Linked DNA regions of Mus musculus: region 2 is linked to region 1. Evidence: chromatin loops called from intact Hi-C (ENCODE). Cell type or tissue: left cerebral cortex. All regions are shown on one strand.

What was found. A loop is a pair of places that touch in the nucleus more often than their neighbours do. Peaks named below come from ENCODE experiments on the same cell type or tissue, not always from the same donor. Only the 100,000 strongest peaks of a DNase experiment are listed, where the experiment ranks them.
Region 2: it touches region 1 in a loop (20-fold over the local background); 3 of 42 quality-filtered maps call a loop at or near these places.

The regions. Positions count from the first base shown.
Region 1 is chr5:43,229,089-43,237,088 of GRCm38, forward strand. It overlaps Cpeb2 (cytoplasmic polyadenylation element binding protein 2), which reads left to right and starts at 4,165. Exons shown (of 12, transcript NM_001368806.1): 1 at 4,165-6,000. The coding sequence starts at 4,375. Gm7854 (predicted gene 7854) reads right to left here and starts at 6,266. Exons shown (of 8, transcript NR_028417.2): 1 at 5,864-6,266. In left cerebral cortex, CTCF peaks have their summits at 3,618, 4,645 and 7,601; DNase peaks (open chromatin) are centred at 1,657, 3,954, 4,723, 5,449 and 3 more places; H3K4me3 peaks cover 4,994 bases; H3K27ac peaks cover 4,762 bases.
Region 2 is chr5:42,267,700-42,275,699 of GRCm38, forward strand. No RefSeq gene overlaps it. Among named protein-coding and RNA genes, the nearest start is that of Gm16223, 200 kb to the left of the region's middle. In left cerebral cortex, no CTCF peak of the experiment used is centred here; DNase peaks (open chromatin) are centred at 2,812, 3,174, 3,591 and 4,504; H3K27ac peaks cover 3,958 bases.

The DNA.
Region 1 (8,000 bases):
ATAATGGCTGTTTGCTGTCTGGAGATGCTGTGAACCTGGTAGTTAGCTGTTTGGTACACAAGGTGAGATGCCATCTCAGCATGCCTAATCTACTTGCTGAAGGTGAGAGAATCCTGGAGAGTTGCTAGTCCCTGTGCTTGTGGGAAGTCTGAAGACACTGGGATGGGGTTTGTGAAAGACAGTAGTCTCATGGCGGGAGCAGGGCAGATACATGCACAAGCATAGGGGGCAGGTGGAAAGCACCCTTCACATCTCTAGAACTCTTTGTATATAGGACACTTCTAGAAGGTACTGCCTACTCTGGGAAAGGGTCTTTGCCCTCATTTAAGCCTTCTAGGAAATACTCTGCTAAGTTTGTCCAGAGCTCTGTCTCTTCATTGATTCCAGGTCCAATCAAGTTGACAACCAAGATTAATCATCACAAGCAGAGACTTAAAATAAGTGAAAGAGAGGCTTAGAAAAGACGGAGTGAGCCTGTTGGTATTAGGGGCTGATACTCTAGACAATGGAGACTGCGAGGTCAATGAGCTAAGAGGACTTGGCCTGATTTGTTTAAAATAATCACCCCATTCTAGGTCAGGAGGAGGTAAGGGGAATCAGGGGGAACCTTTGGTTATTAAAAGCATTCACTTATTCTGAGAAAGTATACTTAATGGGATTGACATGATGTTTTCCATCTTGAAAAGGGCATTTCGACTAATGTTTACAGTGAGATTATAATTTTAGAGTATTGGGAATAGTATACACTGCAGCTCACTCCATCACGTTCTTCCAACTGGAGACTTAGAAGATGAGAATACCGATCTAGGGGAAAAAGAGTGGTGCCCTGGACCAGATTGGTTGTGGTTGGAGTGTTCAGAGGTGAACTCTGGCAATAGCTTAACAGTTGGAGAAGCAGTAAGTTCTGATGATTTATACACGGTACAGATTGGGACATCAAGACTGGCTTCAAGGCTTTTGACCTGAGCAAATGCAATGGCAATTTGAGGTGTCTCTGAGCCATTCGCTTGGACATTTAAATAGGTACCAGTAAAAAGCAGAAGAGGGAGAGTAACCAAAGAGGAAGAACCAAAACTCAAGGGGCTTGGGTTTTGTTTTTCAATGATGGGAAGTGGTGACTGATATATTTTGTGTACCTGGGAGTGTTTCCAAGTGAGCAGAGAGATGATGATAAAAGGGAGGAAGACCTATTGAAGCTAGGACTTGAATAGGAGGGAGTAGGTGTGTCAGTGGAGGACCTGTCCTTAAGCAGGTAGCTAGGCCATCCATTGTAGCAAGTAGGAAAGTCAGGTGTCCATGGACAAAGGCAGACCTCAGGTGACTGCCTTCCTTTCTCAGTGAAAGAAGCAGTCAGGTATGCAGCTAAAGGTAAGACTAGGGGAGAAGTTCTGATAAGAGGTTTAAGATAGAATAGAAAGTACGATAAGGTCTTTTATGACTGTGGCCTTTTGGATTTTGTATCAATATGTATTTATGGATCTTAAGAATTGTGATTTGAACTCATTTGGATACATTTAAGCTAAAAACAGAATTCTTTGCACCCTCCAAGAATAAGGATTGCTTAATAATGTCTTTTAGTTGCACAAACATATGTGGGTTTGGGTGTATATAAAGTGGAAGCAAAAATATACATTTTAGTGCTTGCCCAGGATAGTGGGAGGGAACAAACGAACTGCTTATTTTGACTTAGGTACATCTGAGATACCAAGAAGTACAAATCATATTTAGCTAACAGAGAACAAGGAGTTATCTACATATCTAAGAAGATGGTGCTTATAACATCTAATCTTAGTCTAGCCTGAATCAACCCTTTAATTAATGGTCATAGAGTAAACATATTTTCAGATGAAAACAAGACCATAATATAGACTCCTAAAATCTGAGTTTGGAACCTATTGTAAGGCTACAAGCCCTTCACTTCCAGTACCAGCACCCACCTACACGTTACAGGAAACCTTTCTCTCTGGACATTTTCACACATGAGAAGCTCAGCAACTCCAAAGCTTTAAAAGTCAGAAAAGAACTTCCCCTCCTGTGAAAAATGGGGCCTTCAAAACCCTCTCCGAGGTGTTGAACTTGTGAGTAGAGGACATGGCAGATAGGATTTAGGATCTGTTGCATGGAAAATGAAGTTTGACCTCATGAATAATGACAAACGGGATGGCTCTTGTCCAGTTCAAGAGGGCTGTCAGTCCTTTGAAACAAAACCTTGCACTTAGAGCACTAAGCAGTCTTGTTTGTGTTCAAACACTGGTGCAGAAGGGCATTGAGGAGAATTTCAATAAGGGCTCTCCCTTCTCTGTCCTGGGCATAGACTGAGCTAGGGGGTGCTTACTGAAACTTTTTTCCAATCAAATACACTCTTACTTAAGAAAAAAAAAACACAACTACATCTGTTCTTAAGACTTCGTTGGCCTTAGTTCCTTATTGTATGCTTTATCCCTGTAAAATATATTAATACTATCTAAATCTTTGAGCTAGAAATGGACATTTGGGGAAAGGTTGAGACAGACTGGCATGAAACTTCTGTTGACATCAGCAATTCTCCTGCCCCATCCCCCCAAATGCTTGGATCACAGGCATGGACCTCACTGACACTGATAACTTATTGATAACTTTTAATTCTAATGTATGCTGCCTTTTACATATTGTAATTTAAAGGAAGCACTTTTCCAGATCAATATCTACCTTGTTTGTTAAATATGCTATTGAGATTAACTTTTAAACAACATTCTGCTTATCATGCTAATTTCTGAAGTAAATGAATTTTATAAAATATGTTTTTGGGAAACTTAGCTTATTAATCACACATAGATCTTATAAAGTATTTTCTTTTTGAAGTGCTGTTCTCTTTTTACTGATTATTTGACTTGCATACTTTTGAAATAAGATGAGGAACCAAATTCAACTGACAGGGGCTTCAGAAAGACATCTACCTAACTTCCTTAAGAGACTAGTAAGTTACAACATCATTAGTCCAGTCTGAATCAACTTTCTGCAAACTGTTGAGATTTCAGTAGGTATTTCTGGAATCCATTCAGTAATTTCAGTTTTCTAAGCACCAGGAAAACTTAAAAATAAAAACTAAGAACATACAATTCTTTATTATGTCGTGTGGATCAGTTATCATTGGACTAAACAGTCAAGTGTGGTTTTCTCTGTGTAAAATGTTCCTGTGGGGAGGAATTACACTGGATTAAGTCCCCATCCAGCGCTCCTCTGTCTACATGGAAAGCCTTTCCCCTTCCACTTTACAAGCCTCAACAAGTCCGCTGCTGAGTCACAATCTCCTTTCCCCCCTGATGTGAGAAATCTTTCTCCCTTGAAAATTAATAAAGCTTCGGAAATGTTCCGATGAGAGTCTCCCGGGGGAAGGAAGCCAGAAAGAACTTGTAGAGGAGGAGTCCGGCACCCCTGGGTTGTGGTGACAGCGCACCCAGGGCTTGCAGCAGCGGGGCCAGGAGGAGCTGGTCTCAGAACCTACTCAGAGCTCTCCTGCGCGAGTAACCACGCAGAGCCCTGTCGGCTCCCAGACTTTGTTCCCCTTGCTGAAGTGGAAATGTTTGCTGCAAAAGGCGCCGGTGTTTCGCGTTTTACTCTTAAAAAACAAACAAAAAAAAATGCCTTCCAGCGGTGGCAAGGGTGGGTGACAGCACGCGCGGCTCGCACCCGACCACAGAGCATGGGACCTTCTAGAGTCCTGCAAGCTTAGCGCCCTAGTCCTGCTAGCAGGTCTGGGACAGCGGCACTTCACGTGACCCCAGGGGCTGGGACAGGGCGGGGCCTGAGGAGGGGGCGCGTGCGACAGGGGACAGGAGGGGCGGTTGCCCAGGAACCGTCCGCAACGCCCGCGCGTGCTCGCCTCCGTGCGCACGCGCACGGTGCTCGAGACCCATTAGCCGTCTCCCCAACTTCCACCGGCTTTTTTTTCACCCCCTTGGGCTCCATTCAAGGTCCTGGACTGAGGGACGCGCCGCGCGCGCCCGCTGCCTCGCAGGGTCCACAACGCACGCTAATGAGGGGCGGGGCGGGGCGAGGCCGGCGGCGGCGGCGGCGGCGCGCTCGCGCGTGCCAGGGCGCGCGACAAGGGGCGGCGCGATTGTGAGGTGGCTGCTGACGCACGTTCCGGGGTTCTTAAGCGGCGAGGGCGGCGGCGGCCGAGGCAGCGGCGGTGGTGCCGGAGCCGGTTCCGGGAGGCGGCGGTGGCCTCCGTGAGGGGCGGCGGGGCCCCAAGTCGGTGCCCCGGCTCAGTCACAGTGTCCCTTTCCCATTGACCCCATCCTTCCACCACGGCCGCGCCGCCACGGCTCCCGGGGCTTTCTAGGCGGGGCAGGGGACGGGGTGCGTCTCCTGCCGCGGCCGCCGGCCTGATAAATGCGGGACTTCGGGTTCGGGGTGCTGCACACTGCCCTGCTGCGCAGCGGCAGCCCACGATCCTCGCCCGGCGGCAGCGCCTACCGGCCCTTCGCCGCCGGGCCGCCCGCCACGCCCTTCGGCCCGCTGTCGCCGCCGCCGTTGCCTGTCACCGGCTTCTCCGAGGCCGCCTCCCCCTTCGCCATCCCCTCGGGCGGCGGCGCGGCCAGCTCAGCCGCAGCTTCCTCTTCCTCCCCGCTCGTGGCGCATCCCCAGGCCGTGCAGGATGAGCTACTGCTCGGGCTGACACAGCAGCCGACGAGGCCGCTCTCGGGGGCGGCGGCCGCAGAGCAGCTCCCCAGCCACCACCCCGGCGGCGGCACGAACGCGGGTGTGACCCACCTCCTCCCCTCCCAGGACTTCAAACCGAGTCTGCACCACCCCTCCTCCTCCTCCGCCTCCTCCTGCTGCTGCTGCCGCACCTCCTCCCCGCAGGACTTCAGTAAGCGGCAGCAGCAGCAGCTGAGCAGCCAGAAGAGGAAAGAGTTGAGCCCGCCACACCGTCCCCACCCTCCGGACGCGAAGCCGCCGCCGCCGCCGCCGCCGCTCCACTGCCCCGGCCGCTTCAGCCCAACACCGCCAACGCCGCCACCACCGCCCGGGCCGCTCCTGCAGTCGGCGCCGCTCGCCCAGCGCTCTCAGCCGTTCAGCCTCCCGCACACGCAGCACCTCCCGCCGCAGGACTTCGCCCAGCGGCAGCGCCCGGTCGACCTGCCCCAGCTCCCGCAGCTCCCGCCCTCGCCGCCCGCAGCTCCGCGGCGCCGCCACGGAGGCGCGGGAAGCCCTCGCCAGACCCCGGCCGCGGGCGAGGGCAGCGCCGCCGAGCCCCCCAATGCGGGCTTGCCCCCCTCGACGCCGCCGGTGAACCCCGCGCCGGGCTCCATGGAGTCGCCCAACCACCCTCTGCTCAACAGCCCCAGCACCCTCCTGCCCGGCGCGGCGCTCGGCACCAGCGCCTTCAGCAGCCTGCAGAGCCCGGACCTGCCGCACCCCGGCGGCGGCGGGGGCGGGGGACCCCCCGGAGGGGGAGGCGGCTCCGCGTCTCCCCCACCGCTGCCCGGCTTCGGCACCCCCTGGTCGGTGCAGACCGCGTCGCCGCCGCCGCCCCAGCCTCCGCCGGCGACCCAGCAGCAGCCACCCCAGCAGCCGCAGCCGCCCCAGCAGCCGCCGCAACCACAGCCCCCGGGCTCCTCGGCTGCCACCCCGGGCAGCGGCGGCGGCGCGGGCGGCTCTCTGAGCGCCATGCCGCCGCCCAGCCCGGACTCGGAGAACGGCTTCTACCCCGGGCTGCCATCGTCCATGAACCCGGCCTTCTTCCCGAGCTTCTCGCCGGTGTCGCCGCACGGCTGCGCGGGGCTCAGCGTGCCGGCCGGCGGTGGCGGCGGCGGCGGCGGCTTCGGCGGCCCGTTCTCTGCTCCCACGGTGCCCGCGCCGCCCGCCATGAATTTACCTCAACAGCAGCCGCCGGCGGCGGCGCCGCAGCAGCCGCAGAGCCGGAGGTCACCCGTCAGCCCGCAGCTGCAGCAGCAGCACCAGGCTGCCGCAGCCGCCTTCCTGCAGCAGAGGAACTCGTACAACCACCACCAGGTAAGGCGTGCGCGGTGGGAACAGGAGCCGCCAAGCCCCCTCGAACGCCCCGGGCGCTCCGGCTTGGCGGCGGACCCGGGGTCGGGGCAGCACTCTCGGGAAGGCGGGCGGAGAGTGAGCAGCTAGGGCTGGGTCCTTCCCCGGGGTGACCGAGGGGACCAGAACTGGGGTTGTTCCCTTCTGGAGTTTGTCCTGAGCTGGGCTAATGAAGCCGAGGCGGCACCTGCAGCCGCACCCGCGGGCTGTCAGAGCTGGGAGGAACTGTCAGTCTGCGCGCGGCGGGCGGCCGCGGGCTGGAGTGCTCTCGACTTCTGCTCTTTTTAATGTTTGGTCACATCTTGAAGGGTTGAAGACCCAAGGCGCCCTTGAATCTAGGTTTTAATGTGTTTCCTCCTAGATGTCTCGACATGGGTGTGTACCGGAATCAGGGGGTATGCGGTATCATGAAATGACACCAAGCAGGCGCTTGGCTACTCTGTGTCCTTTCTGACTCAGGATGTTTTCTGTTATTGCCCCCAACCCGGACTCCGCCCAAGGCAGATTTTGGGTGGCCGTTGAGTTCGCTGATGTTGAGAGTTTCCTTGACCTTTAGTGGGGATAGCATTTATTATGGTGATCATTCGAAATCCAATGTCAAGATGAGGGATTGTCATGGAACCAAAATTTGACCTTAACTGGTTCTTCTCATAACTTTTCTGTTGACCAAAGTTTTCAAGAATGGATGCTGATTAAATTAACCAACGTCACAGTTAACAGTCTATCGAAATTAACCCAAGTAAAAGTTAACAGATTTGTTGGATTGTCTTTTATGCCCCAAGAATGGGGAAATATCAACTTTTGAAGTAATACACAATTTCCCATGGCTTATATGAGCAACTGTCTTTTGTGTGTCGGACTCTTCTCTTTTTAACTACAAGTTTGCCATTGAAATTGATAAATAATTTTGAATTCCCACAGTCAAAATAGAACGTTAGCAGGACATACTGCCGTGATTTGTATTTAACTGTAGTGTGCTCCAATAAACAAAAAGAAATGGGTTTTACCTTGGACTGTAAGAGGTCACACGGCTTTCATATGGAATTTTAGGTCACTGGAGAGGAACTTTGAACTGTGAGTCATTTAGTAGGCAAAATAAGGCCCTAGTGCACTGGGTAATTGTGCCTTGGCTCCTGGGCTGTGCTTTTCAGCTATGAGGACGGAGGAGGCTGTGTTTGCATGATTAAATTAGCATTTAAAACCCTGTAGTAGCATCCATTATCAAGGTTTTAAAATTTTCTTAAAGGAAACGTTTAACTTTATGATTACCATATTTATTGGGTTTTAGAAAGTCATAATCTATATTTCCACTGTCTAAATATTCCCAGAAAAATTTAGCCTTAGTTTATCGACAGTACAAATACTAGCAATTCCCAGGTCCTTTTAAAAAATGTACTGTGAATTTTCCATGTTTCGATGACTTAACTTGTCATCGACTCTATATTTGAATATAATTTGCTTTTGAATGTCAATGAACTTAACAGAGACTTGCCTTAAGATTACTAAAAATAAGCAAAGCCTGTGGTTGTTTATTGTGTATCTCAGTGGATCCACCTATGGGTAGCATCAGATAATTGCTTAGCAGTTCAAGGATAATTAAGTGAAAAAAAGAAAAGAAAACTGGAATAAAATACCTTAAAAGTTAAATTAACAATTCAGGAAAATGAAGTTGGGTTTTTTGTTTTGTTTGTTTGTTTGTTTGTTTGTTTCACCCTGTATTGACGTGTCCCTTAAAGGCATCTTCAATTCATTCTTAATGTTACCACTGTTTTTTGTTTTGTTTTGTTTTCCCAGAGTAGCCCAAACTGTTTAGAAAGCCTAAGGTCTAAAAAATTTGCTCCCATAGCTGAGGTCATTAAGAACATTTAACTAATACTAATTTAACGAGTAGAATATTGGTTACTTTAAGGATTTTCAAAGCTAACTGCAGCTTCAAAGTATATTTTTAGTAACTATCACAAGAC
Region 2 (8,000 bases), 960 kb before region 1:
GACATTCTGCCACTCCTGTCTTCTGTTTATCTTCTATGTACACAGGATGTGGCCATGTAAAACATGGATGTGATAATAGGCTTGGGGCAGAGCCCGGCCATAGTTCTTTTCTTCTTGTGTTTTCTGGATTTGCTGTTGTTTCTAGATCAAGCACTTTTGGACATCGTTGGACTGATAAGGGTGTGATTCAAATTCAACAGAAACATTAGGGTGGGTGCTGAAATATTATTAAAAGTAGAGGGAAGGATGAGGTTCTGTCATTTCCAGGAAAATAGAGGTATTTGGATAAGCATACTAAGCAAACCAAGAGTCTAAAAATGACAAATATCCCATGTTTTCTCTTATTTATGAATAAATGTATATCTCCCCTCTCTCTTTCTCTTTCTCAATGTGTGTCTGTGTGTGTGTGTATGTGTGTGTGTGTGTGTGTGTGTGTGTGTGTGTGTATGTGTGTGTGTGTGTAATAAAGAGAAGAAGCTCAGAGGAATCCTGCATATGCATGCAAGCCTGCTTGTTAGTGTTGAGAAGGGGCAGAATAAGCATCAGGTGGGCTTAGCTTGCTGCAAGCAGGAGGGAAAGAGAGAAGAGGGAGAGGGGAGGGAGAGAGAGAGAGACAGAGACCAACATATAGATAGATAGATGATAGATAGATAGATAGATAGATAGATAGATAGATAGATAGTCAGAGAGAGAGAGAGACAGAGAGAGACAGAGACAGAGAAAGACAGAGACAGAGACAGAGACAGAGACACAGGTACAGATGACATGAAATGTAATAAACTATCTAGGAGAACAGAGAAGACCAATGAGAGGTTAAAAAAAAACCAGTGGAATGTGGGGTAGAATATTCTCAAAATATATTATACATTTGGGTGATAGTGACATTATGTAACCAATATAATAAAAATAAAATTTTCATTTAAAATATAAGACAAGAAGATAAAAGTATATTTTTGTGATAGGGATTCATCTGTCCTTTTCTCTTATAATCTTATCCAAACAACAGGGCACAAATCTTAATGACAATTTTTATATTTCTTTGATAACAGTTTTATAAAGTCTTCCTTTCCACAAAACCCAAACATTTGGCTCAGCAGGTAGGAACATGCACTGTCATTGCAGAGAACCTGAGTTTTGTTTCCAGCATCCACAGTATGTGGCTCATGGTCACCTGTAGTTTCAGGTCCTGGGATCCAATGCCTTTGCAAGGACTTGTACTTATGCATGTATTCCCATATCCAGGTACACATATATACAAATAATTAAAAATAAAATCAATCTTTAAGAAAAAAATTCCCCGAAATTTGCTTGTCATTAGAACCAGTGACATCAAACAATGGTTATGAGAAAAGAATCCTGGCTTCAGGTATTGAGTTTTATGGCTTTGCAAGCTGTGCCTAGGGGCGTAGGGTGCCCATAACCAGTACCATGGAGGCTCCACACAGGACATGGCTTGTTCTCACATGTTTTTTAGTGAAGTTCCCCAGTGCCGAATGGAGCACTTAAAAGATGGGTGCCTTGGTAACTGCTCAGCAGATATGTGTTACCCTGATTTCCTAAAGAGGGCACAAGTTGAACCCAACCCTTGCTCTTCCTGTTTCTCTGCATCAACTTCAGTCCCAAGAGCTGCAGGCTTGTAGACATATGCAGGAATTTTTTGTACTTCTCATTATGCATGATAAATATCATTGTGATGCATAGTTTCTGCACAACGTTGGTACCGTGGTTGCATCTTCTCTATTGTTGAGAGAGAAGTCCAGACCTCTCTTTGGAAGCTCTCTTTCATTAGAATATCTCAGAAGACCTGAAGAACTTACAAAACTTGCACCTTCTTTTAAATACTTATATTGAAGCATATAAATCTTAATGTTTTGATATAGCCTAATATGTCACAGCCTGGCCTCAAACTCATTAAGCACAATGACCGTAGACTTCTGATCTGCCTTCTTGATGTAGAATTTCAGGCATGTCCCATCATGCCTGGTTTTATGTAGCACTGCAGATCAAATCCAGAGTTTTCTGTGTACTAGGCATTCTGCCAACTGAGCTATGTCCCCAGGCCCTTAACCACCCCCCTTTTTAAATAAAAAAATCAAATTAGAAACTATAAAAGGAATAACCCTTATTAAATCAGGAAAATTTTATTTTGCAGCATGCACAGGAAGAACATACAAATTCAAAATGGAGTGATGAGATGTCTTCCTGAGTCTCACTGTATTTCCATTTGACTGTGCAAACAACCTGTGATTCTTCTGGGATGGCTGAGGCCTTGGTAAAGCTGAAGCCCAAGCCTATACTGAGACCTCCCGTCCTTGCCCTCCTCTCCTACTTCTCTCAATCTCAACATGAGTGAAGATTGTGATTCTCATGTCAAGAAGAGACTGTACTAATGCTGATATTGTCTTCACAGGGCAAGAAGCTGAAGAGACAATCAGCTCATGATTTAAGTTCATACTTTAAGTAACTCATCTGTTGAATGTTAATCTAATGATGAGAATACCCTGATACTTGCCACCTTGCTGTCTCTAGACTGACATTTTCTCCATCCTGTACTCTAATAAGGAAGACATATATCAAATGATATCTTAAAATCTCCTTTATCCCTGATATCTCATATTTGGAGCAAAAGTATGCCATGATCAGAGATTTTCCCAGTGGGACCTCCTGACTATCAGTGCTAAAGCTACATAGGAACTTACTAAGAACTCACAGTTAATTGAATCATAAAGTCTGGGCTAGGACCCAGCAATCTGTATGTTAACAAGTCCTCTGGGGAATACAGATGCATGCCCCAGTTGGCGAAGCTCTGGTGTGGATCAATGGGCAATACCCCTTTCCAAGGAACAGCTGAGTCAGTTAACCCCTGGGAACCTCAGTCTCTTTATGTGCACAAATTGAATAGTTATACTCTTTAAAATGATTATCATGAGTTTTAAATGCCACATGAACACCTAAGACACAGTAGGTGCTCAGTAAATGCTAGCCAAAATTAAAAGACCAGGAAGCTTAAAAAGTATAATACAAAAAAAGAAAAAAGGATGAGCCATAGACTTCATTTTTTCCTTATATAACATCTTTAGCATTATATAATGTGCAATTTGCATGCAAAACATCCCACCCCAGGGCATCATAGAAGCCTTGAAAAATCCAATATTATGCAGACTGCCAGAGCTGGCTGCTAAACCAGGCTTAGAAACTAATTTTCCCTCTTTAAGGAGGTGACATTTGCACATTCAACACAGCAGCAATAAATTTAGGCTTTCTTACCACCCCCTGCTGTACACGGGGTTATTCTTTTTATCAATAGTGGAGTTATTTTTCTTGCAGTATCTGGAGCTGTTTTCCAGCCTCTCTTGCTCCTTCCATCCGTACTGTAGTTATCAGCAAACAGCTCATTAGAAAAACAACAACAAAAACCTAAAACAATTTTAATGGAAGAAATGTGATTTGAGCATTTAATTAAACTCCAAAATTACACTTTCCACTAATAATTGGGAATGCACTCCATGTCAATTAAAAACGGATTAACAGCAAAGGCTTGAAAATTTGGACTTAAACGTAGCCTGCATTTTGAAGATGTTTTTATTCTCAGAGTATACCAAGGGAACTACTCAGAGGAAACAAAGAAATGCTTCTTCTTCCTTGGAATTTTCTCAAAATTTAGAAAGCTTTTTCTTCCTCGCAGGTGGGTTAGTGCCAACGTTGACAGCCTATCTGTCACGTTCATGGATGTACAGGTATGTAAGCCACTGTAAACAAGAAAGCAGATTCCTGGGTGCTGAAATGATGGATCATGGGGCTAAAATTCAAATAAGAGCTTGAGAGATGGCTCACTGATTAAAGCACTCATCGTACAATAAAGAAGACCCGAGGAGTCTCACGAATGACCTATGGGTTTGGTGGCATGTCTGTAATTCCAGTCTTAGAAGAAAGCTGGCTAGGATGACAAGCCATATTGATGAGCTCTGGGTTCGAGTGAGAGACCTGGTATCAAAAGAATGACATGGAAGAGCAATGGAGGAGGATTTCTGATGTCACCTCTAGCCTTTACATTCATCTGCAAGCATGTAAACAACCATTTACAGTGCACCCATGCACATTGCCAACTTGCATGTACAATACACAGAAGACTTAAAAATAAAAATAACGATAAACTAAAGTCTGGTGTTTCTGGACAGATGCTGAATTAAAACCTGGGTCAATTGAACACAGGGACCATTTGTTCTTAATTAAGCACTGAGAATTTTTGAAGCCCACAAAAGCCAAGATGAGAAAAAAATCCCACTTTTGGGAAGCCATCACTCAGCAAACACTTGCAGAAGAAGAAATCATCACCAGGCTTGGGTCTCCTATTTTGAGCAAGTGCTTTCTTAGGAGCTCTGCCTGGGGATGTGGTTGCATCCAGACCACGGTGGGTTTTTTTGCTGTTGGCGCTGTTGAACCTATTAAACTGAAGATGCAAACTCATGAATTTGAAGTGTCAATGTGCTCCCACTCTTGGCTCTGCTATGGCTCCTGGAGTGTGGCTGGCAATCCCGTTTCTGCTATTCTTGGCTTTACTGACTCTCTCCTACGTGAAATCTCTAGAGGAACCTAGTGTTCTAGCACATTGTAAATGAAGGCAAGAGAGCATTTAACAGCACCTAGGACTCAAATAACTTTGTCTTTTGTGTATAAGCAGAGCTTTGGGAGGGAGGATAAAAGACAGGAGAGAGCCAAGGTCTCTAGCTTATTCAGAATATCCTAGGGGAAAATCATCTGGTAAATGGCAATCATTTGAGAGAGACATAAAAATGTTATCTTTCTTCTCCATGGAAATCTCCATGGCTATGCCTCTTGGGCAACTGTGAGCTCTTCTCTAGTTTCTTTGTCTCTATCTCTGTCTTATGGACTTCACCTCTGATTGGCTGACTTTTCTCTTCTCTTCTCTTCTCTTCTCTTCTCGTCTCGTCTCGTCTCTTCTCTTCTCTTCTCTTCTCTTCTCTTCTCTTCTCTTCTCTTCTCTTCTCTTCTCTTCTCTTCTCTTCTCTTCTCTTCTCCTCTCCTCTCCTCTCTTCTCTTTTCTTTTCTTCTTTTCTTTTTGTATTTCTAGTTCTAGTTCTGTATGTCTGCCTCTGCCTCATCTCTCCCTGCCTGATTCTGTTTCTCTGCTTTTATTTTTCTCTCTCAGATTCTATGTGTTTCTTTTTTCCCCCTTCTTCTCAGGCTTAGGCAGTCTATGTCTCCATCTTTGTCATTTGATGACTCTATGGCTCTTATTGTCTCTTTCGTGCTGACTTTCTTCCTGTTCTCTGACTCCCTTACTTTCCTGCCCCTTCTCTCATTCTTCGGATTTTTATTTTACTTCTTTTAATTGCCATAAGATTCATAAGACTAGTTAGATAATTGTCATCTAGGTTCTAGGATACTGGGAAAAAAGGAATATTGTCCAAAAAGCAATTATGATCCAGGATGATGACATCCTGTGGGATCTCTAAACATGCCTGCCATCCTATCCCTCTTAGTACTTGACCACTCGATAGCTACGCACTTGCACCCCAGAATATGAGAAAAAAAGCTAAAAGAAGGTTCACAGCCTATCACATATGCTCCCCTTTTCTCTTCTATAAAGAAATTGAGAACCAGATAGGAAGAGGAAAGGAGCACAAAGATAACTTGCTTCAGAGTAAAGATTGATATTAGCAATTTTTAAGTTAAAGGTGAAAGTGCAAAGATGTATTTGATGTAGCATTTATCAAACTGTGTATTATTCAACAAATATTTAATAAAGCTTTCTCTCTGACCTACTATGGTTCCAGTTAGTATATGATGTCCACAATGCATACTCAGAGATTCACAACCTGTCTGATGAAGCTGTGTGTCTTTGTGTTGGGGAATGTGTATTGTTTGGTTTGGAAATGATTCCCAAAGTGCCATATGACAGAGGATAATGTCTCTACCTTGTCACTATCGAGAGGTAGTGGAATCTTTCTTAGACAGAATCTAGTGGGAGAAAGTTAGACCTCTGTGGCCAAGCTTTGAAGAGTAATGGGTCCCTGGTTCATAATTTTCCTCTGACTTTCACTCCTGGCCATCATAGTATGAGTAGTGCCTTGTAGTGGGCTCCAGATAATGATGTACTTTCTTACCACAGATCTAAAAGCAACAGGGCCAACGAGTCATGGGCTAAAACCTTTAAGTCTAGAAACCAAATTAACTCTTTGTCCTTCTTAAGATGCTTATATGAGATATTTTATAATAGTAATTTAAGAAAAGCTGATGAACATAGGGGTATAGAACTGATTTGTATATGATGGATATAAAATTGTCAGTTTACATGACCACGTTTCTTTGAATACATCAATGAGATTCTCAGCAATAAAGAGAGTTTGAAAAATAGTTGGCTACAGTAGTTTTAGGGCTTCAGTTAGAAGTTAAGAATTTTCTGACTTTCAATCTAGGCTTTAAGATATTCCATTTGAATATCATTTAGGACCACTTGGCACACCTTTGTGGAATCAGTTTCATAACAGATCTGGCCAGGGAGATAATGGAAAAGTGGGCTCTAAGAGGTACCATATTCTTAATGATTGCATATTCTAGAGATATATATGGGCCTATGTCTATTAAACCTTTCCTTTAGCTTATGGGAAAATGAGCCAGAGGAGTTCCTATGTAGAACTGTGTATCTGGGGACAAACAGTAAAGAACTCACCCTTCTTAACATCTTGGTGATGCTCTCTGCTCCTTTATCTGCTTAGTCAGTATGATGCTAGTTCACAAGAGTCAGTCTTTTTCCTGTGGGAGGGAATTTCTCCCACATGAGGGGAGACTGATCACTGTCTGGGCCAGCTTTGAAATGTGTGCATTTTCCATGGTGGGTGTGAGGCAATGCCATCATTCTGGGCAACTTTTGCAGCAGTGAGTGTGGAAAAAAGGTCTCAAGTATTAACAATTGTTTGTACACCTCCAAAGCTTGGCTCTATTTGTCAAGTTAAACAAGTACTATGTCTGTACTGTAAAAACTCTGCTAGTCTGACTCTTCCCAGGAGGGCATGGCAGAAGTAGACAAGTCGGTGGTGGAAAGATGGGAGAAGAAAAGCTGAATAGTTTGTGTGCTTTGAAGGGAGGTGGAGCAGGAGCTGCAAAGGTCATTGCTGTTCTTGCTCCTTGGGTAATGGTGAGTTGCACTGTTCATCAATAGAGCCAGGAACCAGTGCAACTAGTGGGCCTATGACTTCTTCTTTTAATAAAACTGACCATAGTGTGATTTGCTGACTCCAAGAGCTGCATCCTCACTCAGAAAGAAGAGCAGTACCTTTAGAGTAAAGACACAACTGTCATGTCCCACTGCATTTTCTTCTCACCCTTGACCTATCTGCTAATCTCGCTAGATGGTTGGTTCAAGCACAAGAATGGATGACTCTATTCAACTGCAGCTGTCCCCCAAAGGGTTGTGTGACAGAGGGTCTATAGCTTATCAAAATGTTGAATTGTTTAACTTTGGCCAGGGATTAATTTCCTTTAGAATATTTTGGTTGGACAAAAATTAAATCATCTTACGTCTCAAAAGAAGATGTCATTGTTGATGTGGTGTGGTCAGAGGTCTGCCCACTGCTAAGTGACTTAGATGAGTGGGCACCACTATGATGAGAAAGAATGTGGTGAGGAAATGGAACAGAAAGAGAAGCAGGTAGTACACTGTGAGGAGAGGTGGAACTGGAGACACAAAGGTGGTAAGGGAGAGCCTGATGTGAGGAGCCTGCCCTGCTTTCTGAGGCCATGGTGATGTCCAGGCCCATGTTGCTTCAGAGGACCATGTCTGCATCTGTGACCTTGCAGCAGCAGGAGGTACATGTAGATGATAGTGGCCCATGTTACTACCAAAGGCCATACAATGTCCCTGGGACTTGTTGATGTTCAAGGGCTTGTTTCCTGGGACTATGTTGATATTCAAGGGCTGCATAGAGATGACCACACCCCTTGCCTGGGAGAGTAGGAGAAATGGTCCTGCCCCTCAG